Linked DNA regions of Mus musculus: all the other regions are linked to region 1. A link is a loop called in an ENCODE intact Hi-C map of the cell type or tissue named here. Cell type or tissue: left cerebral cortex. All regions are shown on one strand. Each heading gives the region's core, and the rest is flanking DNA. Links, peaks and the distances in the headings are about the cores only.

Region 1 (6,202 bases), core at 379-5,378:
AACCAAAGAAAAGGGGTGGAAGTTCAGGACCCAAAAGGATGCACAAAAAAGATCATTCTTAAGCCAGAGCTACAAGAAGTGATTCTGGCCAGGGAAGGGAAGGGTAGCCGGGAAGGAGAACGTGGGAAACCAGCAACAGCAGACCAGAGATGAGACTAAAGACATGTAGAGTGTTTTACATCCTGTATACTTTGACACAGTTTTTAATTCTTTTCTTTCTGTAGGCAACAAGAAACCACTGTAGCAGTCCAAGTTAAGGTACAATAGCAGCACTCTGTTTAGTGAGATCTTTATAGCTGTGCAACAGACTGGATCAGAAAAATATGACTGGAAACATAAGAATCTCAAAGAAAAAAAAATTGGAAATCATTTATTTAGTAAGGAACTTGTATCCAAAATATATAAAGAACATTTACAGTTGAGTAATAAAAAGTCTTTCTTATTTTAAACATGGATAAGGAATTCGAATAGATAGTTTTCCAGAGAAAGAGCAAAGACCAGCAGGCACAGGACCAAACACAATGCATATCACTTGACATCCATAAGGGTACAAATCAAGTGTAGGTGAAGATACAGTGCTGTGATGATGTAAAACAGTAGTTACTTTGGAAGATGGAAGTCAGTGTGCCATTTCCTCTAGAAGTTAAATGTGGACCCAAGAACCATACTTTTAGGTACATGCCAAAGAAAACACATGTTCACTGTACATAGTGGCATGGGCCTTTAATACCAGCATTTAGAAGGCAAAGGCAGGTGTATCCATGGGTCTGAGGCCAGCCTTTGGCTACAGTGAGATCCAGGCCAGCCAGGGCTACACATGTTCACATAAAAACTGTACATTAATGCTTACATAGCCACTATTCATAACAGCTAAAATATTGAATGTCTAACTGGACAACAAGAGAAACTAAGCCATACAATGTGGCCATAAAATAAAATGCAACGATATTCTGTCTTATGAATAAACTAAAAAACAAAACAAAAAACCAACCACCATGCAAGCAAAGATGCCATCCACAAAAGACCACACATTTTGCATAATTCATTAGAAAAGTGTCCAGAATAGGCAAATCTACAAATAGATGGTAAATGGATCAGGAGTTGACTTGGGTGGCAAGCATTCAAGGGATGGAGTGTCAACTAAAGAAAAGGCAGTTTAGAGCCAGGAGGTGGCGAACACCTTAATCCCAGCACTCAGAAGGCAGTGCCAACTGGAGGGAACAATTCTAGGACAGCCAGGTCTACACAAAGAAACCCTGTCTTGAAAAACCAAAAATACAACAAAAAAAGGGGGTGGGGGTGGTGGTTTTTTCCAAAAAGGATTGTGTGAATGTTTATACAACTCTATTAGTATGATGCACCTGAATTCTATACATTATGTATATATATATATATATATATATATATACACACACACACACACACACACATATATATATATATATATATTTTTTTTTTTTTTTTTTTTTTTTGGTTTTTCGAGACAGGGTTTTTCTGTATAGCCCTGGCTGTCCTGGAACTCACTTTGTAGACCAGGCTGGCCTCCAACTCAGAAATCCACCTGCCTCTGCCTGCCGAGTCGTGGAATTAAAGGCGAGCGCCATTATACATGTATCACCAGCAACGTTGACATCTATATGACTTATTAATATATAGACACAGAAGTACACACATACAAATATATACACACAGTCCTTGTTTTATCAACTAGAGAGAAGCCAAGGTCCTCTGAAATGAGGAAATTCCCTTATAGTGGTTGTCTGCAGGCAAGTCTGCGGGAACATTTTCTGGACTAATAACTGATGTAGGAGGAACCAGCCCACTGAGTAGAGCCACCCTGTATTTTAAAAGCAAACTTAGCTAGCTAGCCATTGGGAGAGCAAATGCAGCTTGCCCCCACCCCCACCCCTCACCTCTGGTTTCTGCTTCAGTTCCTGCCAGGAGTTCCTCCTATCTTGGCCTCCTCTGAGATGACTGTAACCCTTTCCTCCCCAAATTGCTTTTTGTCAGTGTTTTATCACAACAAGAGAAACCTAAGTTGGACACACTCACACAAAATACACCTAATCAAATCGGACACTGAATTGGCTTCATTCTAATTAAAAAAACAGCTCTACAAACTCCATAGCCAGTTTCTAGTCTGTTTGGGGGGGGGGGGGGGATGAAGTTGTGCTTTCAGAAACCACGAGACACCGTTAACGGACAAGCCTGTTCAACTCTCAAATTACTGACATGATGTGTGCAGCATGCAGAAAGCAAACGTGAAGCCCTGGTCCTCCACACACGTCAAATTATGAAAAGCTCATGAAAGTGGGTAGAAAACGGAGATTTAAGAAGACGTGAACACCGCTTCCAAATGAGACAGGGCAGAAGTGCGGGGCACGTGAAGGGGAAGGCGAATGAAGTCTTTTTTATTTTTTTCTATCAGTCAGCTTATCTTATTTGCAATAAATTCTTTTAATTGTAGCCATTATAATTATTAAAGTTCTTTCAACTTTGATTTACTAAAACCTTGTCCGTTTCTTCTTTAATGTATATCCCCAGTCAAAACAGCAAGGATCAAATCGAAGGAGTCTTCAAACGAGATCGGCTCCTGGAAGACAGGGACAGAAGCTGGAACCCTTACTTACTTCTTGTTCTCGCTGTAGAAACGTGCCTGGAGTTGTGCCATGGCTGAATATACACACGAGACTTCTCCACGAAAATGTGTGCGTTGATAATCAAGCAGCTCTAAGGTAGACTGCGCCGCAAGCGCAGCAGGAGCTAGGCTTCAGTTAGCTCCCTCAGGTTCCTACAGAACATACCACGAGGTTCGATTTCCACCAGCGCCCAGCCCGCACACATCAAGTACCTATTCCGAGATTTAGGAAACATCGATTAGTCAAGCGTAGTCCTAAAAGCATCCAGTCCCCTTAAGACTTTTGTTTCTTATCTATCTAGATTCGTAATCTATTAGGAAAATAAAGAAAATAACTAGCTTGAGCCAAATTTTAAGCGTGTCTTTAGACCCAGACCCTTTAGACTCAGCGCTCAGATACTACAAACCCCAGAAGGGAGCGCGTTTCAGACCCTCTGAACACTGGGAGTTGTAGGCTTTATTTATTTTGCCACACCGCATTTAGGGTCTCATATCTGCTTTTAATACTCCTTTCTCCGGGCAGATATTACACTTCCTGCTTCTTTATTCTGAGTGACAAAGGTCCCATCTGTTCGTCTTGTGTGCACTGTTCCAACAGCCAAATTCGGCCGAGACCATGTGTTCTTACCTCTGGCTTCAGAGCGGAAACTCGGGAAAGGAGAACGAGTCGGAAGGGAACTGGGCGACGGTGGCTGAGAAGGGTCTAATCTGATGGACCTGCGCTGCGCCTCCAGGAGGGGTGCGCCTGCGCATTGTGCTGGTCTCCACGGCGCGGCCTCGGAGCCAAGACGAGGTTGAGTAGTCTCGTTTTGAATTTTCTCCCTTCTGCTTACGGCGGACTCCCCTCTCGCGTTGTGGGGCTCGCTGCGGCGGCAGGGTTGGGGGAGCCGGAGGCCTGGCAGAGCTGTCTGTGCCCAGCGACCGGACGCTCCCTCCCAACCTCCCTTCGTCCCCCTGCCGCCTCCTCCCGTCACCTCCTGACCCTCCCGGGCTGGGAGCAACCGCCGGCCCCCGCCCCCGGCCGTCGCCGGACGCCGCTGTGCGCTGTCCCTGCGCCCTCGTCCGCCTCCACGGCGGCTCCTTCGCCGTGGGCCCGGGAGGGGCCCCGCGGCCGGGAGAAGGCAGGCTGCCGCAGGGGGAGGCGAGGTGTCTGTCCCGCAGAGGGTGCGGAGCCCGAGAACGCACCACCGCCACGGAGCATCCGAGTCCTGGGCCGGAGCGCCCGCCCGAGAGGGGCCTCTCCCCTCCTTTCCGAGTCTGACGTTTAGAAAAGTGTCCTCTGCACCTTCTCCCCTGCTTTCGGGCTTCTTTTATTATTATTATTATTATTAATTATTAATTATTTTTTTAATCTTGATGTCACTCAAAGGCTTGTCTCGGTCTCAATGGTCTCGATTATTACTCTAGTTATTTTCCTGAGTGGAGAATAGATGGGGGCTATTACTCTTAAGATCCCAAAGTCACTTTTTTAAGGCATTCGTCTGAAAACCTCCGGGGGTAGGGTGGGGTACAGGGACACACTACTCTGAGACAGCAATTTAGAGTCAGGCAGAACTGGATTGCAAAATGTGTTGGCTTAGCGGTATGAGTGAACCAGTGAATATGGTGAGAGGTTTTCTATATGTCGCCTAATTAAATTTAAATCCGTAGAAAACTAGAAGTTATCTAGTCAGTTGGAGGCGAAAACAATCATTTGTTAAGTGGACAACGACCCAAAAAGCATGACTGTTCTCAGTTTATTCATTTTACAGAATTGCATGCCCCATTACAGGAATGCCTGAATTTGATTCTACCTGTTACTTAACCTCTGTGCCACACTAAGATTAGCTGTGACAATTTAATGTCGCATAAGAAGCACTCAGAAAATGTTAACTATTTTTCTCATAAGAGCTACCAATAGAAGTTTTTACCACTGATGTAGGTGGAGGCATAAAATGAGAAAAACCTCTGCCCAAAATACAGGGAAAAAAAATTTCCTTGTTCAGATTGGGTTTGCTGATAACAGTGTTACCAGACGAATTAACTATTGAATTTTTACTGATAACATATAACTAATTAAAACATCATTTTAAACTTCCTTTAGTTTGGACTTAACAGATTAACAATACATTTGGAAGACAGTACATTTTTAAAATCTTAATTCGAGTGGAAAACTATGATTAGGAAGATATAGAACAGGAATTACTCAGAGTTCAGTTTGCAAAGCACACATCTTGAATTCACTAAAATATATTTTTATTTAGCTAAGGTATTTAGTTAAGGGAAGATAAGTGACTAAGAATACCTGGGACGAGCTTTTTTCAATAGTCACTTACATGTCTTAGCTGGTATGGCTTGCAGGCGTTACCTAGATAGCTAATGCTAGAGTGTTGGTTCTCTTAATTTTAGCTTATATCAACTGCAGACTTCTGGGATTCATTTATTGGGGTCCTCATGAAGACTCAGTGTTATCTGGAACAAGATTTCTTTTTCTTAACAGTCTCTTGGTGTTTGTTTATTTGTTTTTTGATATTAGGGATTTTTTTATTTGTTTGGTTTGGGTTTTTGAGGTTTTATGTTTTTGTTTGAGACTGGGTCCCTATGTAGTCCAGTATGGATTTCAATTGACTATGTTTCTCCAGATTAGCTTTGAATTCTAGGCTCACCTATTTCTACCTCCTGAATACTGGGATTATACCTGCCTGCAGCCAACCACACTTGCTTGTTGCTTGTTTTGAACCTTGAGTCTAACATTCTGGAATTAATCTCAGGGCTTTGTGTGTCCTAGACCAACAGTCTGCTGCTTAGCTATATCATGGCCCACGCTCTGGGATTTTAAGAGAATTAGCCTAGTTTCTTTTTATCCATGGGGTTTGTGTTCCTCAGTTTTGGTTACCTGCTGCCAATATGAAGTGGAAATCCTAGAAATAATTGATGAGTTTGAGATTGTATGTCTTTCTCAGTAACGTGATGTCTTGCACCATCCTACCTGGGGTATGAATCATTTATGAGTCCAGGGAGAGTGTCCACTCTCTGTGCTGCTCACCTATTAGTAGGTAGTAGGCTTTTGGTTATTAAGACATTATTGTAGACCTGTGACACAGTAAGTGCAAGAGTGGTGATAATGGCAATTCACATGTGCCAAAGAGAAGTTAAAAAGTGTTTAAATAAAATGGTGAAATTCATAATTTGGAAAGAAAAGCTATAGGCTAGTTTAGTAACGTCAGCAGTACAACAATATTTTAGAGACCACATTCACTTGATTTTAGGAATACATGTGGGCTCATGACTGTACCCAAGGGTAAGAGGGCAGAAAACCACTGTATTCCACTTACCATTAAATGGATAATCAAATCACTTCAGAGTCAGTGTAAAATAGAATATTAAGTAATACTTAAGGGCTGGCGAGATGGCTCAGTGTGTAAGAGCACCCGACTGCTCTTCCAAAGGCCCGGAGTTCAAATCCCAGCAACCACATGGTGGCTCACAACCATCCGTAACGAGATCTGACGCCCTCTTCTGGTGTGTCTGAAGACAGCTACAGTGTACTTACATATAATAAATAAATAAATCTTTTTTAAAAAA
Region 2 (6,202 bases), core at 740-5,739, 210 kb before region 1:
TCATCCAAAAGAGTGTAATCAGCAAGTGTCAAAGCAGCTAACTGTACTGGCAGTATAAAGAATGGGCTGAGAGGGAGGGAGCCATGAGGAGTCGTGTAGACAAGCACTGGCAAGAGATAATGAGAACCTGCATGGTGAGTCAGAGATGAAGGGAGGCAGGTACACACCAAATCAGAGACCCAGTGTCTGGACAAGGTTAGGCAAGGGAATGATTGTCCCTCACAGGGGTGAAAAGAGTCTCAGAATGTTCAGGTGACAGAAAGTAGTACCTTTAGAAGTTTGGATGTATTATATCCTCTTATTAAGTAATGTTCAAATTTTTGGTTCCAAATACACATGCTGTCCCTGATCACATATTATTTCTGTAGAAATGCTTCAAGAATAAGGCTTTCCTGAGAAGGCTGTAGGGAAAGTCAGCTTGTTTTGAGACAGTCCATTATTTTTAGATGAATGCCTTGATAGGTTAGCTTGTTTCACATAGTACATTAAGACATTGGGGGAGGGCAGCTCCATTCTTGCCCCTGTTTTTCTTTTAAAAAAAAAAATCAAGAACAGCCTTAAATTGAGAATGATGTCACATGACAACAAACTCAACCCTTGGGATCCTAAAATAGAACTGTCAAAAATTCAAGGGCAGGCTGGAGAGATGGCCCAGCAGTTAAGAGCAATGGCTATTCTTTCAGAGGTCCTGAGTTCAATTCCCAGCATCTACATGCAGCTCACAGCTGTCTGCAACTCCAGTTCCAGGGAATCTGACAACCTCACACAGACATATGCGCAAAACACCAATGCAATAAAATAAGAATAAATAAATTATATTTTAAAAAAATCAAGGCCAGCAGCCAGGGCTATGTGGCAAAACTGTCAAAAAAAAAAAAAACCCAAAAAACTAAACAAAACAAAAAAGCCAAGTGATGGCGCTAACAGTCTGGTCTCTTGAGTTTGAGGCCAGCCTGTTCTACAGAATGAGTTCCAGGACAGCCAGACTCCTACACAGAAAAACCCTTAAAAAACACACAAACAAAAAAGGGAGCTGTCTGTGCTGACCTGTGTTTGACCCCAGATCCCATGGTAGGACAGAATGGACTCCAAAGATGACCTCCGATGTCCCCACATTGTATTGTGAACAACTTTTTTTTAAATTTGAAAGTGGGTCAGACTGGCACCTTAAAAAAGAGCAGCAGACCTTGACATATGTGACTCTGTTGTAGAGGAGCACTTTGTGTCCTGGAGACCAAAAGGATTAAGGCAAAGGCAAAGTTGCCCTGAAGTGTGGATAGTGTCATCCGGCTTACCACCCTGTCTTCTTGCCCTCCCTTTTAACTAGGAAGGGAAAAACTCTATTCAAGAAAACAGTCTTTGTATGCTTGGGTGGTATGGGGTGGGGGTGGGGTGAGGGGTGGGGTGAGGGGGTTGTAAATGGAACAGAAAAACAGGTGAAAGTTTTCCATTCTTACCAACTTTTTTAGTAGCATTTAAATCATCAGTCTTTTATGTATAATGTCATGGAAGATATGCTTCAATTCCTAAGGGGGGAAAATGAAAAGACATACATTATTATCTTTAGACATCATGGAGAACTTCAAAAATACCAAGGTCTGGGGACAACATACATGTAGTTTACAGACAGACAAACAGACAGGCAAAACAGCCATACACATAAAATCTTTTTTGTAAAAGTCATGTCTCTTCACTTCTAGGAAAGTAATTTAAAAAAAAAAATGGCTATGATGGTTGCAGGTCTGTAATCCTAACACTTGGAAGACTGAAACAAGTTTGGCATAATCCAGAAAATTTAGCAAGACCTTGTCGAAAACTAAGAGATTTGCTCTTATAAAAAAGCCAAAAGGAACTAGATTCACTTCAGGAATGACGAACTGACCATAATATCAAAACAAGAGGTGTCTTTAGGGTAACGGGGGGGGGGGGGGGCAGCACATGTCTCATCTCTTATGAACCTGTGAAGAAAAGGATACATACCAAAGAGGTTAGGCTTTCAGCATCTGAGTGATTCATGTACTTGCCTCTTCCACAGCTTGCCGAACATGTGCTAGCAGAGATGCTTGTTTTCTTGAAACACTACCTTGGTGTAAAGCTACACTGTCCACAGTGGAGGAAAAACAAAGGTACAAGATAAACGGAACATTTTTGAAAGAGCTAAGACGTGATGCCTAGCACTCTGGGCTCAGCTCCCAGTACCACAGACGGGAAAAGTAAACAGATAACTGTCCATCTCCGTAACTCTTACTACTCCTTCCCAGTTGTCTGAAGACTCTACTCTGAGAGTTGGTCTTCCCTCCAAGCAGTCTGTCTGTGTCAGTGGTCGTACCAGACCAGCAGGCTCCTGATCTTTAACCTGAACTTGTAATGTATCCACTTGTGGCCACACTCATGCCCAGCTCAGCCTTCCTTCAGCACTCCTGTGGAGTTTTGGGTTAGTTGATTGGTTTTTAAGACAGGGTTTCTCTGTGTAGCCCAGGCAGTCCTGGAACTCACTCTGTAGACCAGAAATCCTCCTTCCTCTGCCTCCCAGGTTCTGGAATTAAAGGCGTGCCACACCACCCACTTCCTCTCAGGACCTACTGTCCTGTAGGCAGGAGAGGCCCATCAGTTTTCTGTCTCAAAAATAACAATGTTTAATTGACTGCTCTGCTAATGCCAAAATGCTATTCTTTTTCACTTTTAAACCGTTTTTATTTAACCTCTGTTAATCTGGCTTCTTGGGCTGGAGACAGGTCAGTGGTGGAACTTGCCTGGCAGGTTTGATCCCCAGTACTACCTAACCATACACACATGCATATAGGAGGCATGCATCTCAGCCCTTCTAAATTACTCTGGGCTCTTGAAAGCCATTAGGATGTGTGTCACTCTTTTTTGGAGTTAAGTTGGACAGAATGATCAGCAGTGAAGGAGAGTATGGCTGTGATGTACACACACACACACACACACACACACACACATACATACATACATTCACACACAGCCAGCACCCAGCACCCTGGCTTTGAGAAGAGTAAGTCTGGATTTTCAGATATTTCAAATGCTTTTATTTTGCATTTATAGTTATCATTTTTAACTTTTCTCATAATATTTAATAAAATGAGAGGTCATGCAAAGTCGTCAACCTTTACAGATATCCATGGATGTAGGAAGAGGAGGTTCTCCATTTGACAAGGAAATTGTCAACCTTGACAGAGGTCTCTTACACCTTTATCATCTAGTCAACAACCAGTGGTGATCTACAGGACCAGACACCATTCCTGAGATAGTTTTATAAGATGTCCCCAGTAGTTATCCTCCAGGTCATGTTAATGGCACAGTAGCAGAAAGTCTGTGTGCCACCTGACCACTAGGCGGCACTGCTGGTCCGAGTTCTGATTGCTAGACTGCTTCCTTTTTCAAAGACCATCACTTGTTTTGTTTGTAATGTTTTAATTTTTATTACATTTATTTATTTATTGTGAGTGTGTGTGTGCACTCTAGCACACAAGTGCCATGGCTGCATATTGAGGTCAAAGGACAACTTGTGTGAGTTTATTCTTTCCTCCTACCACATGGGTCCCAGGAATCAAACACACAGTTGGATACAAGTACCTTTTCCTGCAGTCCTGAAAAAAAATTTTTTTTGACTACCAATATCCAGCTATCATGGCAAGGCCTATGAGCACAATGTACATTTAGGTCTAGTTATGAGGTGTGAACAAGGTAGAAAGCCTACAGATTGGTCCTTTCCAGAAGAACACAGCCTACACCCAGACTTTAGCATGATATTATAGCTTTGCTTGAATTATACAATGAAATGTGAATTACAGGTGACTTATTTTTGTGCATGGATATATGTGTGTATATTGGGGGGGGGCATGTGTATGCTTTGTCAAGTGAGTGCAGTATAGAAGACAACCCTGGGTATCAGACCTTACCTTCCAACTTCAATGCAAGGTCTTTCTTGTTTATACCTTCGCTGCATACTCCATTTTGCCTTAGGCATACTAAAATTACACACAGACATGGACCACTGAATCTGGCTTTTACATGAGTTCAGGGACCAGAACTTGAGTCATTAGGCTTATACAGTAAGCACTTTGACCAGCAAAGCCATCTCCCCAACCCATAATTTACTAAGACATCAGGAAAGGCCTTTCATGGAACCCTAGCATTTGGAAGAATTCTACCAAAGTTTATCCAAGTTCTGTGCAAATATTTTATAAGAGAAGTTGGGTTTTAGAAGTTTGTTTGTTTGTTTGTTTGAATTGACTGGCTTCTTCGATATTTAATTTTTGGAAGAAGTAGTTTCTGGTTACTGTAGTATTTTTTCCTGCTTACAGTTTCTACCTTAAGGGCCTGGCATGGTGGAGCACAGTTTTAGTCTCGGCAGAAGCAGAAGCAAAAGGATCTCTCTGAGTCCCAGGCAAGCCTGACCTACAGGGCAAATTCCAGGATAGCCAAGACTACACAGAAATTTTCTGTCTCAAGAGATTTTCTTTTCTTTCTACCTTAAAATTACATATGCACCAGCATTAAGAATCCGGTTGGGTAAGCAGCTCGTGCCATACAAGAATGAAGACCCGAGTCCCCAGAACCCACACAAGAAAGCTGGATGTGATGGTACGCACTTGTAATCTCAGTAGGGGAGGCACAGGCAGGAGATTCCTTGGGGATCTGCCTGTGCCTTCCCTGAGCCAGCCAACTGAGCAAGCCTCCCGACAACCTACCAGCCAGTGAGAGACCTTTCCTTAAAAAGGGAGGTGGGGCATTACAGCTAGTTAAGGGGGGTTAACAGCCTGAGTCCGATCCCTGGAGCTCATGGTGGAGGAAAGACCTTCAGCAGTTCTCCTTCCCTCCACATGTTCAACATAGCATATTTGCACCTCTGCCTCCTCACCCCAGACACACTCAAATATATTAAAGCAAAAAATGGATACATACATACATACATACATACATACATACATATTAATACAAAGATAAGGTGGATGGCTCCAGAATGATGACACCCAAGGTTGTCTTCAGCCTCCATAGGCATGAACATCCGAACCTCTCTACCACAGACTACTTGAGGTGATTAGTTTATAAAGAGATACGGCTCCTGGTAAACCAGGCCACCTTAAATGATAGAGTTACCTATCTCCATTTCTATCTGGCTCAGCAAGTAGTGACTTCTGACCTACAAAGAAAACTTCCCAAGAGGAAGGAAATCCTCTCTGTTTCCCAACCCAAAACACATTTGAAGAGTTCATACAGACACCAGAACCAGGGCTCTTGATTTCAGCTTGGGTGGAATTCTTAGAATTTTAGTGAATCAAGTTTGCTCTAGAGTCCTCCTCTTAATTGCTTGTGATTTTCTGTGTCATTTGCGTATGTGACATATACGAGTGAACACTTTGGTGTCTGTCTAGGAAGAGACCAGTGTGATGAGCATACCAGTGAACTGGCCAGCTGTGTTTTGTTTGGTCTGAAAACTATCTGAAATTTGTTTTTATATGAATGCCTCTTTTGTGGGGCCTAGACTTTTCCCAAACCCAGTAACTCTCTCGAGTTACGCTCTACAAGATTTATTCATTTGTGTTACTTCCAAATCTCTGTAATCTTTCAGTTTGTACCTTCTCCAAAACCCTTTTTCCAGACATAACATGAATACAGAGCCTGGAGGATATGCCTGGCATTTTACGCACACTGGGGAGGAGAGCTAGCCACCTACTTTGAAGCAGGCCAGCTTGCATGCTCTCCAGCCCTTCCACTCTCCCATAGGATGGATGCTGCTGTTACCTATGTCTCTATTCTTCTCTGTGATCTCTGAAACCTACATTTGAACAGGGTGCAGTATTCATTTGTGAGTATTAACCAGTGAAAACCAAAACCAAAACCAAACAATAGTATTATCCTATCCCCTAGTGGATTCTCTTAAATCAAAAAATAAGCATTCGAGGCTGGAGATAGAGCTGAGATACTGAGATACTGAGTGCTTGTCCAGGAAGCACAGACTTCACGTTCATTCCTAGCACCAGAAACAAGCACCAGGAAACACTCCATTCATAAGTGTGCATCACCAAGCAGGTGGGACTCTCAAAGCTCACCGTTTGAGCTGAGGGGACAAGATGGAGACAGTGGACGACACACCTATAATCCTGGCGTTTGGGAGGCAGAGGCATGTGGATCTCTGAGTTCGAGGCCAACCTGGCAGTGAGTTTTAGGATAGTAAGGA
Region 3 (6,202 bases), core at 613-5,612, 180 kb before region 1:
TTTCAACCTTGGAAAGAATCATTTCCTGAGGGGCGTGGGGTTCAAGCAGAAGGGTGCTTATTTGCCTGATTCGCCTGATTCTTGACAAACAAGGCCACTCTTCAGAGAGGAGCCAGAGCACAAAGACTCCTACCTTACCTTGATGTATTGTTTGCCTTGATTCTTCAATGGACCAGGATGACAGCTAAGGATGCTTTTATTCATTTCCATTCACTTAAAAACAGAACCAAGCCCTGCGGTGGTGGTACACGCCTTTAATCCCAGCACTTGAGGCAGGCAGATTTCTGAGTTCGAGGCCAGCCTGGTCTACAAAGTGAGTTCCAGGACAGCCAGGGCTACACAGAGAAACCCTGTCTTGAAAAACCAAAAAAAAACAAAAAACAAAAAAAAACAAAAAAAACAACAACAACAACAACCAAAAAAAAAAAAACTAAACCAAAACAAACCAAACAAAACCAAACCAAACAAAACAAAAAAACCCCCCAGAACTACTCCAAGGCACCCAATGCTACAATTCTAACTATTTATGTTTTGATTGCTAAGATATTCTGATGATTACATAGTTTTTAATTTACAAGTAACTACAATAGCCTTTAGTATAAAGGCGGCTTCAATGACTAATACTGGTTCTCATTGAAAGTTCAGCTCTAGGTCTATGAATTAAGCAGGCAGGTTAAATGAGATAAAAGGGCTGTTTTGTTTTGTTTTGTTTTTTCATACCCATTGGATCTGTGATCCTGTGAGAAACACAGCTACAGGAAAACGTGAACAAAGGAGACATCAGTCAGTTTTGAGTTCCAACTGGCCATGGTGGCATAAATCTTAATTTTCTTTTCTTTCTTTCTTTCTTTCTTTCTTTCTTTCTTTCTTTCTTTCTTTCTTTCTTTTTATTTTATGTTGAGTACACTGTAGCTGTCTTCAGACACACCAGAAGGCATCAGATCCCTTAGAGATGGTTGTGAGCCACCATGTGGTTGCTGGGAATTGAACTCAGGACCTCTGGAAGAGCAGTCAGTGATCTTAACCGCTCAGCCATCTCTCCAGCCCTATAAAGCTTAATTTTCAAGTGGTGGAGAAAAGAGGGATCAGGGATCTAAGACTGTCCTCAGCTACATAGTGAGTTTCAGGCTAGTCTGAACTATATGGGACTCTACCTGTTTAAAAAAAAAAGGAACTAAGCAACTAGCTTCAGCAGACCATGTTTTAACTATGCAAACCATTTTAACTTTTGATCTAATACAGCTTATCTGATGAAAACAGTTTTTTAGCTTAAAAAAAGGAGGCCTTTAGGTCAGTAACAAACAAAACAAATTATCAGAGAGCCTAGGATACCAGAATATATTTCAAAAGGAAGCCATTGGCCATTTACACTTGAGTAAGACAGAAAGACTTAGTAACAGAATGTCTTTACTTTTCTGAGGTCTTTTCTGAGGTTTTGTCTGTTGGGATGCACACATATATGTACAATGATGAATGAATGAATGAATGAATGAATGGAGAGAGACTGCTAGAAAAGGAGTTCTGAGAACTTCCTGCACAGCCTCTTCTCATCAAATCCTTGGTTAATATTTAGAACTGTCTGTAGCAGATGGTATTGCTTAGCTGCACCTTACAAATAAGAAACTTGTTTATGGACATACCTGAGATCACAGGCTATGTGGGGGATCTGACTGTCTCCAGGACCCTAGGAACCTATCTAACAGCTTTCTACAGGAACCCAATAGGGCTTGAGGCCTAGAACCTGTTACCAGAACCACCACGCCTTGGTTAAGGGATCTTTTTAGAATGTATAGCTATTAAAGCCATAAAGGGATTAAGGATGCCACGTGCAGTCTGCATGTCGACTTTTTAATTGAAGAGGAACCCGCGTATTATGATTACTTTAGAATTTCTTGCCTTTCAGAGAGTTCTTATGAAAGCCATGGAGACTTATTTTCTCCACCAGACTAAACTATGAATGGTGGGCCAATGAAACGGCTCAGTCTGATGCATGAGTCTGATTCCCTGCACAGACATGTTAGAAAAGAACAGGCTGTCCTTTGACCTCTACATGCATGCACATGCTTATTCACAAACCAGATACATAAATGTAATAAATAAATAAATAAATAAATAAATAAATAAATAAATATGGGTGGTGCACCCAGTTCTGTCTCAAATAGAGAGGAGCAAGTGGAGGCCACAGCACTTTATAAACTTGCATCTTTCTAAGGTATAAGGGAACTGTAAAGTAACTGATTAAATAAATTCTTTATTACTTGAGATCTATAAGGGTGGGGGCTAGTAGCAACACTACTCGATAACTGAACTTCACAGATACCATCTAAAGTTGCATTCTAACCTGCAAATATAATCGTTCTGATATTTGAATCTTTGTAGCGCCAAAAAGAAAAGAGAAGAAAGATATAAAATACCCTAGAATTAAAGTTCTTTTATTTTAGAGCCCTGCTCATAGGTAGATGGAATTAGGGCAGAACAAAAAGATTGGGGGGCGGGGGTGAGGGGAGTCTCCAAAGAGATGTGCGTACGTGTTAACTTACAGACACCACTGCTGTAAGGAAATGAGTTTCAGAGGGAAAGAGTCGGTTCAGACCATCCCCGGGGACACCGTGGTCCCGTACAGTCCGTCCCTTTGGCCAAATTCCCGGAGTCCCAGGGGCTCCCTCCAGCGGGAAACAGGGACGCGCGTGGCCGGGCGCGCGCCTACACGTACACGCACGTGTACACACACACACACGCACGCACACACGTCCGCACACGCACGCAACCCCCCCTCACCCCCCACCCCCGCATCCCTCTACACAAGCCACAAGCGTTCCCTCCGCACCCCTCCTCCTGCCACGGCCGGTTTCCTCCGCCGCCCGACCCCTCGGGGGCGGGCCTCTTTCTCTTTAAAGAGCAGAAGCAGCCTCGGGAGCCGAGATGCGCGCAGCCAATCAGCGAGGCCGAGTGGCTCGAGCGCGCTGACGCTACACCAATGAGCGGCGGCAGGGGGCGGGGACAACGGAGGAGACACTATTGTTGATGAGGAGCCGCGGCGGCGGCTGCATCACCTCGTCGGTGCCCGTCGCTGCCCGCGCGCCCCCTGGTCCTGAAGTCAGGCTACGTCACCCGCTGGCTCAGGCCTTCCCTCGGGCCCCGAGCAGCCGGTCCCCGCCGCCCAGCACCCCCGGCCGCCGTCTCTGGGGCGGGGGGACCATGTCCCAGCGGGTGAGGCGCAATGGGTCTCCCACGCCCGCCGGCGCCCTCGCGGGTGGCGCGGTCGGCCCGCCCGGGGGCCCTGGGAGCCGCCTGCAGCCCATGAGGGCGACGGTGCCGTTCCAGCTGAAGCAGCAGCAGCAACATGGCAGCCCCACGCGGGGCGGCGGCGGCGGCGGCAACAACGGAGGCAACGGAGGCGCCTCAGGCCCCTCGGGCGGCGGCGGCAGTGGCGGCCCGCGCACCGCCTCACGCAGCACCAGCCCCACGCGCGGCGGCGGCGGCAGCGCGGCGGCGCGTACCAGCCCCACGGTGGCCACGCAGACGGGAGCGTCCGTGACGTCCACGCGCGGTACCAGCCCCACGCGCGGCACGGCGCCTGGGGCCCGAAGCAGTCCTCCGCGCCCGCAGCCGCCACCGCCCCTGCTGGGCACCGTGTCGTCGCCCAGTTCGTCGCCCACCCACCTGTGGCCGAGCGAGGTGATTGCGGCCCCACCCTCCGCCCGCGTCCGCCACCGGAGGAGGTCCCCAGAGCAGGGCCGACCCTCGGCGGAGAAGAGGAGCCCCAGCGCCCCGGTGTGCAAAGCAGGTACGTGGAGGACAGGGGTCCTGTGCCGCCGAGTGGGGACTGCAGCGCTCCGGTGGGGCGGGGCGGGGCGGGGCGGGGCGTGCGGTCCGCCACCCCTGCGTCTTGCCCGTGCGGGTCTCCGCCGTGGAGGTGCGGCCGCTAACCTTGGGCCTGGGCTCAATTTGTGGAAATCATAAACCCTGGGGTTTGGCCTTGCGTCGCTACTGCTGGGGCTGGTCCTGTCACTTTTGGTGACGCGGTTAATGCTTGCAAATAGCACTTGTGTGCTGCTTAGTGTTTCTGTTCCACAAAACAGTTTCGGATCTGGAGGACTGAATGCATCAGCAAAGGCGGATTTGGATCATTGAAGAGTTGTGAAGCTGGGAGCAGTTTTTGCATTTCGTAAGACTTAATGAGTAGCAAGAAGGGAGAAGTTAAGCAAGATTGCTTTGGGGTGTGTGCATAGGTCTATGTATGTGTTTACACATATACGTAAATGGTAGATAGCTAGCCTGAGGGTCTGAGTGTGTTTCTGAGATACTGGTTTTATTTCTCTTAGACTTATTCTTTGCTTCCCGCACCCCCCCCCCCCCAACACTCTCACTACCGCTGGCTGACCTGGAACTTGCAGTGTAGACCAGGCTGGCCTTGATCTGCCTGCCTCTGCCTTCCTAGTGCTGGGATTAAAGGCCTGCCCATTTTGTTTTGCTTTGGTTTTTTATGTTTATTTTTTATTTTTTGTTTGCGTTTTGAAACAGGCTCCCTGTAGCCTCATCTGGTCTGTAACTCACCATGTAGATAGGTTAGCCTCACCAACTGCCTCTGCCTTCTGAGTGCTGGAGTCAAAAGCATGCTACTTTGCCAGGCTACAAAATGCTTTTAAAAGATGTTAAGAGGATTCCCTCCCTTCAATAATGGGCAAGTGGTTTTCATACACGACCTCATTTTAGCTTTCATATTTTCCTTTAGATGGGTTAAGAACAAGTGGTGACAGGTGAGCTTTGACTCTGCTTGTATGCCACAGAGAACAAGTCTTCAAATTAGATCAAGGGAGCAACTTCTAATGTATAAGAGAACGTCTGAGAGATACATTGCACACCAAAATTACATGCATGCTGGACAAGATTTCTGCAGTTTGCCATTGAGTTTCTGGAGCTAGGATAGTGCATCTGGTGTCTGGTAGATGAGCTGCTTAAGTGGGCAGTAGACAAGGAAGGAGACTGGGCCCCTCAATCTGATAACAGAATTTTAAAGAGTTGATTTGCAACACACCCTGAGGAGAACTTGATTAGGGTAAACAGTCAAATGTGAAGGAGGCTTTATTTCCGGGGACATTGGGCTCCTTGTGTGCTCATTCATATTTTCCAAAGGCACCCCCTCCCCCACTCCCCACCCTCCAAAACCAGAAAAAAACGGAGTAGTTACTCTTAAACTAGGTGTGAGGGATACTGCTTGTTGGTAGGTCTCTCAGTCTTACTCAAGTGTAAATGTCTGATGGCTTTTTTTTCTTTTTTCAAGACTGGGGTTTCTCTGTATAGCCCTGCTGGCTGTCCTGGAACTCACTCTGTAGACCAGGCTGGCCTCGAACTCAGAAATCCGCCTGCCTCTGCCTCCCAAGTGCTGGGATTAAAGGGCCACCACTGGCCGATGTCTGATGTCTTCTTTTTGGAATATATTCTTGTTTCACGTTAGTTAGGTCCATACAAAGTGGGGGAAGTGTTTTCAGTAGCATAGACTGCTATGATTAAATCATTCCATGTTTTATATGGCCAAATCTAGAAAGAGACATTGTAATTACTGCGCCCCTTTTTGATTAAAGGGAGATGACCAGTTTGCAGGCTTGATGAAATGTGAAAGTTCTTACTTGGAAACAAAGGTGCTTCTTGATGCAGTTCTGGAACCCTCATGTGACTCAGATGCCTGGGCTCATCTTCAGGCTGCTAGCTTCTTCTAGATGTCTCATGGGGTGAACAGAGTCCAGCCTTCACCAGGGCTTCATTATTACAGAGTCCCTATGTGGGAGATCTCAGGATCTCTAGCTGGTTGATTATTTCTCTGGGCTTTGAACTAATTACTGAGTGATCCAAAATATCATTCTCTTGATTCTGATAAAGTCACCACACACTTGTCCATGGCAGCTATTTAAATGTCTAACTTCAGTGCCTGCCAGGGGCCTATTTGCGTAAGCTGTGCTTTCAGAAAGTAACTCAGCACCAGGGTTAGTTGTAGAGTTGACTTTGTGCTCTCTCTCTTTTCCGTTGCCTTACTTAGATGAGAAGTGGAGAGGCCGCATAAGAGCAGTTAGAATAGGCTCTGGGTAGTTACTGGGCTCAATGCCCAGATGCAGTTACTCGTGAGTCATGTGGTATGGATAGAGTCCGTGGTTATATGGGATTGTTTATTTTTACATTGTGTATGTTGTATGCACATTTGTTG
Region 4 (6,202 bases), core at 363-5,362, 82 kb after region 1:
AATTAGGATAAAATTTCCAGCAAAATTTGAAATGGTTCTAAACATGCTTCTGCCATTTAGAAAATATTTGTGTGTATGTGTGTGTGTGCACATGTGCATGTGCAGCATGGCATTCCTGTGGAGAACAGAGGACTTTGAGGGCTTGTCTTCTACTTCTACCTTATTTGAGACAGGGTATCTTAATGTATTTCCTTTGTTGTGTACCCCAGGCTAGCTCACTCTCTCCCTTCTAAAAATTCTCCTGTTTCCATTTCCCACCTCTCTGTAGGAGCAGTAGGATATTACAGGCACACGCGATTAAGGCGAGCAGGCTTTCTGTTCTGCAGGTTCACAATCAGGTCCTCAGCAAGTGGCTGCATGCCTGTAGTCCCAGCACTCTGGAGGCAGAGGCAGGTGGATCTCTGTGAGTTGGAGGCCAGCCTGGTCTACCAATCAACTTTCAGGACAGCTGGAGCGGTTACACAGAGAAAACCCCATCTCAAAAAACAAAAAAATAAAAAGTAAAACAAACTGAAACAAACCAAACCAGAATCAGTTCCTCACACTTGCACAGCCAACACCTTACCCACGCAGCCATCCTCCCCACCCTCTTGTACTACAGACCTATGAGAATCAGTATTCTCAGCTAAAGGATTATAAAATTAAAACACAAACCAATTTTAAAAATAAACTTAGAGGATGCTGTATGCCCTGCAGTAATAATTAGCTAACATTTAATTTTATGTAAAATATACAAAGTTGCTTTTGTCTGTAGCAAATGATTACAGACAAAAGAGTGGCTTAAAAATAAATTTCAGTATTATCATCAGTAAATGTTTGACTTGCATATCTATTTTGTGTAGCTTTATACCCAGGGTCATTTAAAAAGTTTAGAGTGAAAGCATGTATAAGAAGACCAGTGCTTGGCCGGGCGGTGGTGGTGCACACCTTTAGTCCCAGCACTTGGGAGGCAGAGACAGGCAGATTTCTGAGTTCAAGGCCAGCCTGGTCTACAGAGTGAGTTCCAGGACAGCCAGAGCTATACAGAGAAATCCTGTCTCAAAAAACCAAAAAAAAAAAAAAAAAAAAAAAAAAAAAAAAAAAAAAAAAAAAAGAAGAAGAAGAAGACCAGTGCTAGACAGCAAAAGAAGAAAGTACAATTTAAAGAGTAGTTTTTGTATAAAAAGCTGAAGGAGGGGCTAGAGAGAACGCTGCTTTCCAGAAGATCTTCAATCCAAGCACCCATATGATGGCTAATACCTGTCTGCAACTCCAGCCCCAAGGATACCCTCTGTAGGCACTGCACTAACATAGGTGGAACACACAGGGGTATGTGAGTACACAGACATTCATGTCACATAAAATAAAATCTACAAATTAAAAAAACAAAGAAGCCCAACTGTGGTGGTGCATATTTTGAGTTCTAGCATTCTGGAGGCCGAAGTGTACAGATCTCTATGAGGTCAAGACCAGCCTGGTCTACTTAGCAAGTTACTACAGGCTAGCCAAGGCTACATAGTGAAACTCTGTCCCAAAGCTAGCCAAGGAACTTTGAAGGTATACTTTGCAAACAACTTGTTCTTAACTCTGTCCTGATGGAGTGAAAGTAACTAAGGGCAATGGTGAACAGGTGTGGCAGTGTTAAGAAAACTTTCATCTAACACTCACATATCAACGGGAGAAGAGGCCTTTCAAACCTTATAAAGGCACATTTGTTCTTCATATCACAGAAAGAAGTCTTCAGGCACACATTGTAAATAGCTAGCTCAGCACTGCTAATGGTTTGCTTGTTTTGTGTTAACCCTTAGCCCAGTTGATCCTAGGGAGGAATACAGGGCTTTGTGCTTTTGAGACTATGAGGCAAACACACACACACACACACACACACACACACACAGAGAGAGAGAGAGAGAGAGAGAGAGAATCAGCAGACAAAGAAGCTCCAACACTGAGAATCTCAGAGACAAGGCTGCCCACCTGACCAGAGAAGGAAGAGTATAAACTTTGGAATGATTGATTGCCTCTGTTTCCACTCTGTTCCAGCCAAACTGGCTGGAGATCAGAAGGTAAGTGAATAGGCTGTTGTTAATCAGTTGTCTCCTCAGATCACAGGGTTTTTAAATAATGTTACTGAAGCTTAATGATTTAATTCCCGTCCTCTACTCATTGATGTTTGTTGTGAAGGATAACGGGAACTCTACATTTTGGTGACAGAATCACAAAATTTACTTTCACCTTTGATATCCAAGCTACTGCATGGTCTGCAAAACGGAATTATTTATCCTGTGATTCTTGACAAGAAAAACTTGTAGATTAATCTAATAAGCGAGAATAGATAAGGGCTGGAAGATGGCTCAGTGGTTAAGAGCATTTGCAGCACACAAGACAATGTTCCCAGCACCCATGTCAGGAGCCCCCACCCCCACCCAGACCTCCAGCTCCCAGGGATAAGATATCTTCTGGCCTCAGAGGGTATACAAACATATGTGGCACAAGGACGCACACAGGGCATGTGGGGGCATTAGTATATTTTAAAAATAAAGGTCACATAGTGAACCCCCATGATGGCATTAGTAGCTTTACATTTATTTATCTATTGTGCATGTGTATATGCCAGAGGATAATTTTCATGAGTAGGTTCTTGCTTTCCATTTAGTGAGCTAGGGTCTCTTGTTTGTGGCCAGGGCTCGCTGGCCCTCCAGTCTCCATCTTGCATTTCAGGAGGTCTGGCTTGCACAGCAAGTCATCTCCCTCCCTTTCCTTTCTTCTTCTTTTCTTTTGTGGCAAGGTCTCATGCGGCACAGGTTGGTCCCAGACTTGCTAGGTAGCCCATGTCAGCGCTGAACTCCTGATCTCTCTCCCTCCATCTCCTAAGTGCTAGATCACAGACCTGTTTCTTCAGGGTGGCTTCGATTATTTCTGAAGCTTAGTGATTACATATAGAAGTTCATTTTATTACTTTGTTTCCTTGTGTGTGCTTGTTAGGAATCAAACACAGGGCATCTCAGATGCTAAGCTGCTCTAAAACTGATTTTTTTATATGTTTGTAAAATTTCACAATAGTTTCTTAAATGTTTAGATTTAAAAGGTTAATCTTACGCTTTTCTCCTCTCTTAAAACAATAGCAACAACAACAACCTTAAGAAAGTGTGTGCAGCTAATAAGACTGCCTTTTGCTTCTTTTTCTGAAAGACGGAACTCATTCCGTACAGCAGTCTCCTTGGAACAGACACAGAATGGCAGTGACAGTACAAAGGCAACGACGCCAGAACAGGTAAAGATTTCTTTTCTTCTTTTTTCGCTTTTGAGCTCTGTCCCAGGACCAATCCCATTTCTACAAAGAAATCAAATCGAGATCCCTTCGAGACGCCCTAGGGTCGCCGGTCCTCAGCTGATTCGCAGAGGCGCCGCCAGGCGAGGAAAGTTCCGTCCGCCCCACCTAGCAGGGGCGGGGAGCGACGTCAGCACGTCGGCCCTCACGTCCAGCTGGGTGACTACTGACCGGAATGCCCAGGCTGGCTCCGACCGCTTTCAGAGCCTGAGCGAGGGCACTGCGGCTGCGCAGGCATGCCGGGGGAGGGGCTTCGGGGCTGAGCGGCCCTCGAGGAGCGGCTGCCGGAGGGCCGGGTAAATCCCCAGAGGCCGGAATGATTAGCCCAGGGGCTGCTCCGCCCCTGGCTCCTCCCACCCCGCGTCGGCGCTACCCCGCCTCCGCCTCCGCCTCCCGCCCGGCTTCGGGGTGACACGGGGCTTCGCCGCGGGCAGGGCGGAGGGCAGCAAGTTAGCCCGCGGCGGGGTGGCGCCGGCGGGCCTGTGAGCGTGGTGAGGGGACGCCGAGGTCGGGCGGAGGCTGCCGCGGGGCGGGAAGGCCCGGGGGAATGCGGCGCAGGGCTGCAGCCTGAGGGGCGGCGGCGGCGGGCGAGGGGGCGCGGCCGGCCCGGGCGGGTCTGGCTGCGGCCGGTTGGCGTGGGTCCCGGGTCTGGGTCCCAGAGCGCTCCGGGCCGCGCTTCTGAAGTTGATTGGCACGCCTGACGTTTGTCTCTCTTGTTCGTAACGGGGACGCAGGGAGGAAATGGAAAGGTCCCCGGACTGCTGCGAGGCGGGGTCTGGGGTCGTCCCACGGGAGGTGGTCCTTGCCACGGTGTGTGAGCCCCTTTCTTCTTGGGTGGAGAGGTGGAAGCCAGGTAGGCAGGATGACTTTCGCTGTGTGGATGGTTAAAACAAACAAACCAGGAATTCCTCGGGCCCTCCCCCCACGCCCTGCCCTGCAACGCAGCAAACATTCCCAGCAACTTTTAAGAAGCTGGCGAGAAATCTCGGATATTTGTTGTGTTTGATCTGTGCTCCTGGTTAAAGGAAGGCGTGAGTAGGGAGCCGTCTTCCTTCCCATCTACCGCAGTTTTGGTTGTGAATCTGCCTGGAAGGTTTTAGTATTTTATGTTGATCATTAGTCGTGGTGTGCCAAACAGGAGTTTCTGGAATATCTAATCACATTAAAAATTTATCCCTTTGAATGGGGTGATCAAGGCAGACGGATATCTGGATTTTTTTTTTTCAAATGTGGCTTAAAAAAACTTAGGATATTTTTGTATTTCACAGACCTATTTACGAGACCAGCTACCCCTGATGAAGAAGTGTTGGAGTAGTTGCTGAAATTGACCCTTATTGACCTGAGACAGTCTTATTTGTTCTACGAATTTTTTTTTTTGTTTTTTTTTTGTTTATTCCACTGCTTTGAGCTTTACTGTAACGGCTGATAAACTTGGAAAATAAAGTAATATGATATGGTCTTGAACCGTCTTTTTGAGGAAATATTAAAGTACCAGAGTGGAAAGCCAGAATGGCAGCCAGAGAGAGGCTCTTTGAACTTTGGATGCTTTATTGTACAAAGGTAATTTGCTTTCCTTTTATTTCTGTACTTAAAATTACTTGATTATAAAATTTTGTATCCAGCATTATGACCTTATTGTGTAGTGTGTTTGTGCATATTGATAATCCTGAACTGGCAGGTGTGGTGGTGCATACCTTTAGTCCCAGAACAGAGTCCTAGAACAATGCCGGGCCAGGTGGTGTTATGTGAGTTTGAGTCTATCCTAGTGGACGTAAGACATTTCCAGGACAGCCAGGGCTGCAATTCTCAAAACAGAACCCCAAACAACTCCCCCATCCTGAATTTAAAAAACATGCAAGAGAAATAAATAAATTTTAAAAAACATGTAAGAGATCTTGAATTTCCCATATTTATTTTTCAGTTTTGAGTACATTGACAATATTGGCCTGCTATTAAAAACTTACAAATATTTCTTTGATATATCTTCAGTGATCTCAAAATTATATAGGTAGATTGTACCTATAAAAGAAAAATAAAACTCTTATTGTTTGTAGGATATGTGGGGGGGCCACATGGGTGCCTTGGTACTTTTTTAGAGGTCAGGGGACAATTGTGTGGATTTGGTTGTCCCTCTCCACATTTATATAGGTTCCTAGGATTGAATTTAGGTCATCAGGATTGTGTGGCAGGTGCTTTACCCATTGAGCCATCTTATCTGCCCCAAATATTTTATTTTTCTGCTATTTTTTTCTTCCCTTAATTGGGGGTAAAGACAGTTTTGTTTGGACATTAAACTTTTTTTTCCCCCTTCCCCTAAACTTTTTTTAATCAACCTTTTAAATTATTTTTGAAGGTTATTGATTGAGGTAGTTATTACAGGATTAACATTATGTTAGCATATACTAGCATTATCTCATTTAATACTAACTAGGTTCTAGTGAGGTAGGTATTGTAATTATCCTTTTATTCGGGAGAACTGGTGTAGTTGTGAGTTTGGAATTCAGAAATATCTGATTCAGGCCTATCATTTTGCCATTCAGAAATACATTTCTTTGACTTCCTTCATGTAAATTTTTGCATAGTAAATTTGATCTTAGGCCATTGGGAAGGGTGTTCCTTAAAGGGTGTTTCTCAAGTGAGGATCTACGTTAGTACTTTGAAGATACAGCAATGATCAGAGAACCATTCATTCCCAGTCTGTTGGTTAACTTAGGTCTGTGTGGTTATGTTCTCAGATCACACAGCCTGTAGTTTTGCATTATATATTCAAGTTTGTTTTTGAAGTAAAATTTCATCTTACTAACCAGCAATTTATCCCGTAAGAAGTCATCTCATTTCCACTGTTATTTTTCTTAACTTCCTGGTTTGATAGTCATACATTTTTTTTGGTTT
Region 5 (6,202 bases), core at 486-5,485, 53 kb after region 1:
TGCCTAACCCAAGACAACAGCACCTCCTCCTCCACGGGCCACCTCCCAGAATCAGTTCCGAATCCAGTTGCAGAGGATCAGCTGCTGGAAGGTGAAGATGTTGAGGATGCAGGGAATCCGGAAGGAAGTGTAAATAGGACTCTGTTGGGAGATGTACAAACCGTTCCAATACAGATCATAGACAGCCGTCCAGTGCTTGGTAAGTGACCATCAATTTACAATTCCTTTATAACCTGGGATCACTACATCAAATAAAAGGAAAACCAGAGGGTTTATAACATTGTATAGTTGAAACAAAATTAGGAAAAAAAATATGAGATTTCATTAACAATATTTTTTCTTATTTTGTCTAATTATTTAATTCCAATAACATTTCCATTGTTTATTTCAGCACTTAGAAGGCTTAGGCAGAAGGATTCCAAATTCAAAGACACCCTGGGCTATAAAACAAGTCTTATACCAGCCTGACCAACTTAGCAAGATCCTGTGTGAAAAGAGGGCTGGGGAAGTAGAGTACTTTACTCCATAGTAGGCCCTAAGAACTGGGTTCAGTCTCCAGTACAGACAGGAAAAGAAGGAAAGAGGATGAGGAAGAAAATTATTCATTTATTTTTAATAACTTTTTTTTTGAGACAGGGTTTCTCTGTATAGCCCTGGCTGTCCTGGAACTCACTTTGTAGACCAGGGTGGCCTTGAACTCAGAAATCCACCTGCCTCTGCCTCCCGAGTGCTGGGATTAAAGGTGTGCACCACCACGCCCAGCTTTATTTTATGTTTTGATACCGGGTCTCACTATGTCGCTCTGACTATGCTGGCACTTACTATATAGAACAGGCTAGCCTCAAACTCACAGAGATCTGCCTGCTCTGCCTTTCAAGTGTTGGAATTAAAGCATGTGCTACCACCACTTAGCCCATATTTATTTATTTTATCATGCATATAAGTGGTTTGCCTGTGTGTATGTATGTGTGCTACATGTATGCCTAGTGCCCAGGGAGGGTAAAATAGGGTGGTGGATCTCCTAGAGTGAGAGTTACAGGTGGTTGTAAACCACCATGTGGGTGCTAGGAACTGAACCCAGATACTCTACAAGATAGCCAGATACTCGGAGCCATCTCCTCAGCCCCACAACTCATTTCCGAGTGCTGATGCACTTCTGTGGAAAGAGATAGGTATGCATTTTGCTTTGAAGTATAACAGTCTTCACAGAAATTATTCTTAGAACATATATCTGCCTCTATCTTAATCATCACTCTTTTGGTAAATAAAAATGTGAATAGTTCATTCTAGAAAGATTTAAGTTTTTTTTAATTTATGGGAAACATACTTGTAAGAAAGTTGCTGGACTAGTACTCAGAAGGCAGAGGCAGAAGGATCTCTGAGTTCTAGACAGCCAGGGCTCCACAGAGAAACTCTGTCTCAGAAAAAGAACAAACAAACAAACAAACAAACAAACAAAATATTTACCAGAGATTTTTATGATCATGAAGTAACTTTACAAATGAAGACAAAAATACATATATGTAAATTTATTGTCATAACTCCCTGAGAAATTTAGCACTATACTCATTCTACAGATTGGGAAACCAAGGCTCGAGTAAGTTAAGTACTTGCCTGATGTTTGTGTGATAGAGGAGGGAACTATGCCCAGGCATTCTTACCCTTCTAAAGCTTTCTTCCTTTTAGCATGCTTTCACCCTCTACGTAGTCTCATAGCATTTCTGAAAGCATGAGTCCAAATGTCTTTCAAAGGCACTCTTTTTAGCCCCAATCTGTTTGCTCTATCTAGTGAGGGGGTCAGCAGACGAGCTCTTGGAGTCATTCAAGTCCCTCTTCTGTGGTTCCTGTGTCTGTGTCTGTGTCAGTATTCTTGTCTGTTACAGTACTGGATGTGTTCCTCCGCACAGTGCTAAACAAGCCAGTCCCTGAAACCTTGCTTTCTAAGAGCAACCAAAGACTGGAGATTCTTAATAAAGTACAATGACGATTTGAGGTTGGGCATGATGGTGTATGCACTCCAATCTCAGAGTTCAAGGCCAGCATGGTCTACAGAGACCCTGACTCAAAAACAAAACAAACAAAAAGATGAAGATGCTAAGCATTCCACTGCCCAGTTGACAGCATTACTGCTGGTCTGCTGGTGCCATCTGTGTGGTTATAATCATGGTGGAGATCTTCCGTTTAGGTCTTCTGAAGTGTTTTAGATAAGCAAACACATAGGTCACCCAGCTGAGACAAAGCTATCATTGTAAGATGTGCTACTGTGCTTTCAAATATGCCAAAGTATTTATCTCAGTGTCACCATGACCCTTTCGTAAATTATGATATATTTGCATTTATTTTAAATTCATATATATATTTTAAAAGATAAAGTCTCAGGTAGATCAGGCCAGCCTTGTGTTGGCTGTATTACTAGGGATAACCTTGAATTCCTGATCCTACAATTCATTGCTCTAGTGCTGTGACCTCAGGCTTATGACACTGTGCCTGGTTTTAAATGTACATAATTTTAAAGACCGCAGTGTCATAAAACATTTCCTAACCCTTCTGATTTTTTTTTGTTTTTTTGTTTTAAAGTTGAAGAAAGTCTGTCTAAGAACCAAGTTAAACAAGAAACCAATGAGCCAACACTGTCTACAGAAGCAAAAACTTTCCTGGACTGTAAAAAAATATCTGCTACATAAATATTTTAAGTTTTTCAGAATTTACAGCTCTGGCCCCTTCTGATTTCTTAGTAGGTGGAGATTGTCTGAGATGGTGTATCAATCACTGGACCAGAAATGTATGATGGGCAGTTTTGACTTAAAGCTCCAATATTTGTTGCCAATTCTATATTTGTATTTCCCTTAAGAAATATTTTACTTTATTTTGTATTCCTTTATTATTATTATTATTATCCAGTAAGGCAAATATTTTAAAAGATCATCTGAAGTTATCCACAGTAATTTAGTGTGAATGCAAATAGTTATCTCGCCAAGTTTTGGTTTTTACAAGACAGAAAAGACCAACAATAAAAGCAGTGTGTAAGTGCATGTCTAGGTGTGTCAGAAAATTTAAAGTTGTAAGAACAGTTTTGATTAACTGACAGGTGAGAAACTATTTATCATCTGTTTATTTGGAAAGGTAGAGCAATAGATGTGTATGGTAGCACAGAGCCACCAAACACCCCCCCCCCCCAATGCTGCATTTGCAGTTTATCCTTGGCTTACATCTTTAACTGTAAATGAGTGGTACTGAAGGTCATCTGTCAGACATTTCAGTGACTTGGAAATATTAAAACATTGAATTAATCACACATTGAAATAACACAAATGAATGTAAATGACGTGTATGTTATATGGGACTGGAGGTAAATCCCTACCTAGGAATAGAAACATGAAAAATTCAGAGATTTGGGGAAATGTTAGAATTTCCTACTATTTATAGATCATTTGGGGGAACTTTTGATGGTAGAAAAATTGTTGTTGCTTTTTAAAGATTCAATTTTGACTAGAAAATAATTTAAATAGTATTTACATTTTTTTCTGTACTAGAGTTCTTTCTGAATTGATAGTATTACGATTTATATATTTCAAGGTAAGTATATATAGCTTAAAATTTAGTTCATATTTGAAACTTAAAAATGTCTGATCCGATATTTACTCATTAAATAAGTATATTTATATTTATACCTAGTACCAAATATCAAGTAATTAGTATGTTCATTATAACCTTGTTTTTATGGAAGATTGACTAGGTAGAAATTTCAAATGTAACTGTCCTGAAATAAGCAAGCTGAATGTAGTGGTACACACCTGTAATCCCAGCACTGAGGAGGCCAAGGACTCAGATTGTAAATTCAATTAGCCTAGGTTATAGAGCAAGACCTTACTAAGAAAGAAAGAGCGGATCACCTAGAAGATTCTTTTTCTGGAGATTCATTTGTGAGTTACTTACTTTTTTTTTTTTTTTTTTTTTTTGTCTTTTCGAGACAGGGTTTCTCTGTGTAGCCCTGGCTGTCCTGGAACTCACTCTGTAGACCAGGCTGGCCTGGAACTCAGAAATCCGCCTGCTTCTGCCTCCCGAGTGCTGGAATTAAAGGTGTGTGCCACCACCGCCTGGCTAACATTTTTATTTTTAAAAATAAGAAGTTCAAGTGGATATTAAAGTTTAATATTCAAAGCATGAACAATATAATTTGATATTTGTCCTTAAAACTTTACATGGATTGACTTTCCTAAAATCTAATTTCCCATTATTATTCACTTTGCTTTGGGTACATGACCTGTACCTAAAGATAAAGCTCTGTTATTTTAAAAGTAGGCAGAACTCTAAAATTCATTATCTTTACATCTGTATCATTGTCAACATAACGTTTATTATATCTTATTGAAAGCAAAGTTCATATATAATTATATGTATGATTATTCGTAGGAACTGCTTTTCTTCTTTTCTTTTTTCTTTCTTTCTTTCTTTTTTTTTTAAGAAAAAAACTAAAGATATCTGTTGCCAGTATTTATAGCAGCGGGCTACTAAGCCTGAATATATTACATTAAGTTTAATACAATTCGTAGTCACTTCAAAACCCAGGTTCTCTTAGTCTGTGTGTACTTAAGAGGAATGAAATCAAATTAGTATATAGTTTAGGACTGTATAGGTAATGCTCTTTTGTTATCCATGTTATAGAAACTGTTTTTCAAGAACAGATAGGTTTTCATCTTCCAATAATGATTACGGTTTATTGCTAAATATCTTACATTCCTTTTTTATTTGGACTGCTAAGGAGAAATGCTTGTTAAGAAACAAACTAGTCAATTTCCAGTGCGGAGAGAAAGAGCAGAGGACCCAGCGGTTACTGTGTAATCAGGAACAAGTACAGTGAGGATGTGTTTCTGCCACCTCATTCCGCCAGGTGGCAGGCACCTATAGTCCCAGTGCATCTCTGTGAGCTCCAGGGGAGCCCGGCCCACACAGTGAGATCAGGACAGCCAGAGCTACATAGTGAGGCCCAGGAAGAAAGAAAAGAGATAACATATTTCTGTCACTTCATTCTGTTTGAATGGGTCTTATGTTAATATTTTTTATTATGAGAACAGAAAGTTACATACATTCTTCCCACAAACAAAAAGAAAACAGAAAACTGAATACTTATATCTCTAATTGTATATTTTTGCTTTCTTAGGTAGAAACTGGAACTATTAATATTTTTGAGTATTTAAATAAGTAGTTTTTAAAAAATGGTATCTAAATGAGTTTAAAAATGTATTTGTCTTCTAAACTCATGTATAGTCACAACATGTCAGTGTTGGCTAAAGGTGCTTAGTACCAGTTTTTGAAAACTATGTTTACATATTTAAATATTTAATTCTTTACAAATGTACAAGATCTTAAACAAAAGTGTATAAAAATTTCAGTATCTGTATTTGGCGTTCTCTTAACAACTCCACAGCAAAATTTGGCAATACTCTTTTGTTCATGTATTACAAGATGTAGTATCTGTAGTGGAAAGCTGGACATTTAAAATAAGCAGTTAGAAAATCATAATCATAGCCTGGCTTGTTTCTCTGCAGTTTTCATGGTCTAGGCCTCCAGGTAAACTTAGTATATACCCAGGAAATTACAGATAAACAACCACAGGAGACTTGACCCTCGGTAGTAATTTTCTGTGTAAGCAGCCAATGTACTTAGAGAGCTTTAACATCTTATGCAGAGTGAATGTTTCCTAACTGATAGGAAACATAAGCTTGGAGATCCGGTCCTGCATTGAAGTTTTTAATTTTAAGCCCCAGCTTGTGCTTTATCTTGCTTATATCCTGTCAAGCTATATACTTAATCATGTGGGTTTGAGATAGTGTTTGCTTTATACTAGATTTGTAAAAAGATTTTAAAATATGTATGTATATATTGTAACTTGATGTACAGTGTTCTTATTATAATGTAATTTTTATTAAAAAATTCTGTTTTTTTCTTATGTGTTAGTTTTTGAAAATTTGCTTTTCTTGAAGATAATGAAAATTCTTTTTTTTTTTTTTTTTTTTTTTTTTTTTTTTTTTTTGGTTTTTCGAGAACAGGTTTCTCTGTATAACCCTGGCTGTCCTGGAACTCACTTTGTAGACCAGGCTGGCCTCAAACTCAGAAATCCGCCTGCCTCTACCTCCCAAGTGCTGCAAGGTGTGTGCCACCACCGCCTGGCAAAATTTTTCATTTTAAAGGTAATAAATGC

The links. Hi-C counts contacts between places; a loop is a spot of excess contacts. Peaks named below come from ENCODE experiments on the same cell type or tissue, not always from the same donor. Only the 100,000 strongest peaks of a DNase experiment are listed, where the experiment ranks them.
Region 2: it touches region 1 in a loop (2.2-fold over the local background); 13 of 42 quality-filtered maps call a loop at or near these places.
Region 3: a loop joins it to region 1, with 7 times the contacts of the local background. A loop is called at or near these places in 2 of 42 quality-filtered maps.
Region 4: it touches region 1 in a loop (10-fold over the local background); 5 of 42 quality-filtered maps call a loop at or near these places.
Region 5: it touches region 1 in a loop (5-fold over the local background); 2 of 42 quality-filtered maps call a loop at or near these places.

Annotation. Positions count from the first base shown.
Region 1 is chr1:60,094,877-60,101,078 of GRCm38, forward strand. It overlaps Wdr12 (WD repeat domain 12), which reads right to left and starts at 3,031. Exons shown (of 13, transcript NM_021312.5): 1 at 2,631-3,031. The coding sequence starts at 2,671. It overlaps Carf (calcium response factor), which reads left to right and starts at 3,371. Exons shown (of 16, transcript NM_139150.5): 1 at 3,371-3,431. In left cerebral cortex, for the core only: a CTCF peak has its summit at 3,397; DNase peaks (open chromatin) are centred at 2,344, 2,851, 3,335 and 4,143; H3K4me3 peaks cover 2,778 bases; H3K27ac peaks cover 1,955 bases.
Region 2 is chr1:59,880,590-59,886,791 of GRCm38, forward strand. No RefSeq gene overlaps it. Among named protein-coding and RNA genes, the nearest start is that of Fam117b, 29 kb to the right of the region's middle. In left cerebral cortex, for the core only: a CTCF peak has its summit at 3,354 (motif pointing right); a DNase peak (open chromatin) is centred at 3,351.
Region 3 is chr1:59,909,966-59,916,167 of GRCm38, forward strand. It overlaps Fam117b (family with sequence similarity 117, member B), which reads left to right and starts at 3,041. Exons shown (of 8, transcript NM_001037725.3): 1 at 3,041-3,787. The coding sequence starts at 3,199. In left cerebral cortex, for the core only: CTCF peaks have their summits at 2,692 and 3,651; DNase peaks (open chromatin) are centred at 2,965, 3,502 and 4,022; H3K4me3 peaks cover 2,896 bases; H3K27ac peaks cover 2,271 bases.
Region 4 is chr1:60,176,885-60,183,086 of GRCm38, forward strand. It overlaps Nbeal1 (neurobeachin like 1), which reads left to right and starts at 3,715. Exons shown (of 55, transcript NM_173444.2): 1 at 3,715-3,801; 2 at 4,579-4,870. The coding sequence starts at 4,820. In left cerebral cortex, for the core only: a CTCF peak has its summit at 3,376; DNase peaks (open chromatin) are centred at 2,816, 3,530 and 4,206; H3K4me3 peaks cover 2,316 bases; H3K27ac peaks cover 1,325 bases.
Region 5 is chr1:60,148,004-60,154,205 of GRCm38, forward strand. It overlaps Carf (calcium response factor), which reads left to right. Exons shown (of 16, transcript NM_139150.5): 15 at 1-199; 16 at 2,578-5,950. The coding sequence ends at 2,684. Among named protein-coding and RNA genes, the nearest start is that of Nbeal1, 29 kb to the right of the region's middle. In left cerebral cortex, for the core only: no CTCF peak of the experiment used is centred there; no DNase peak of the experiment used is centred there.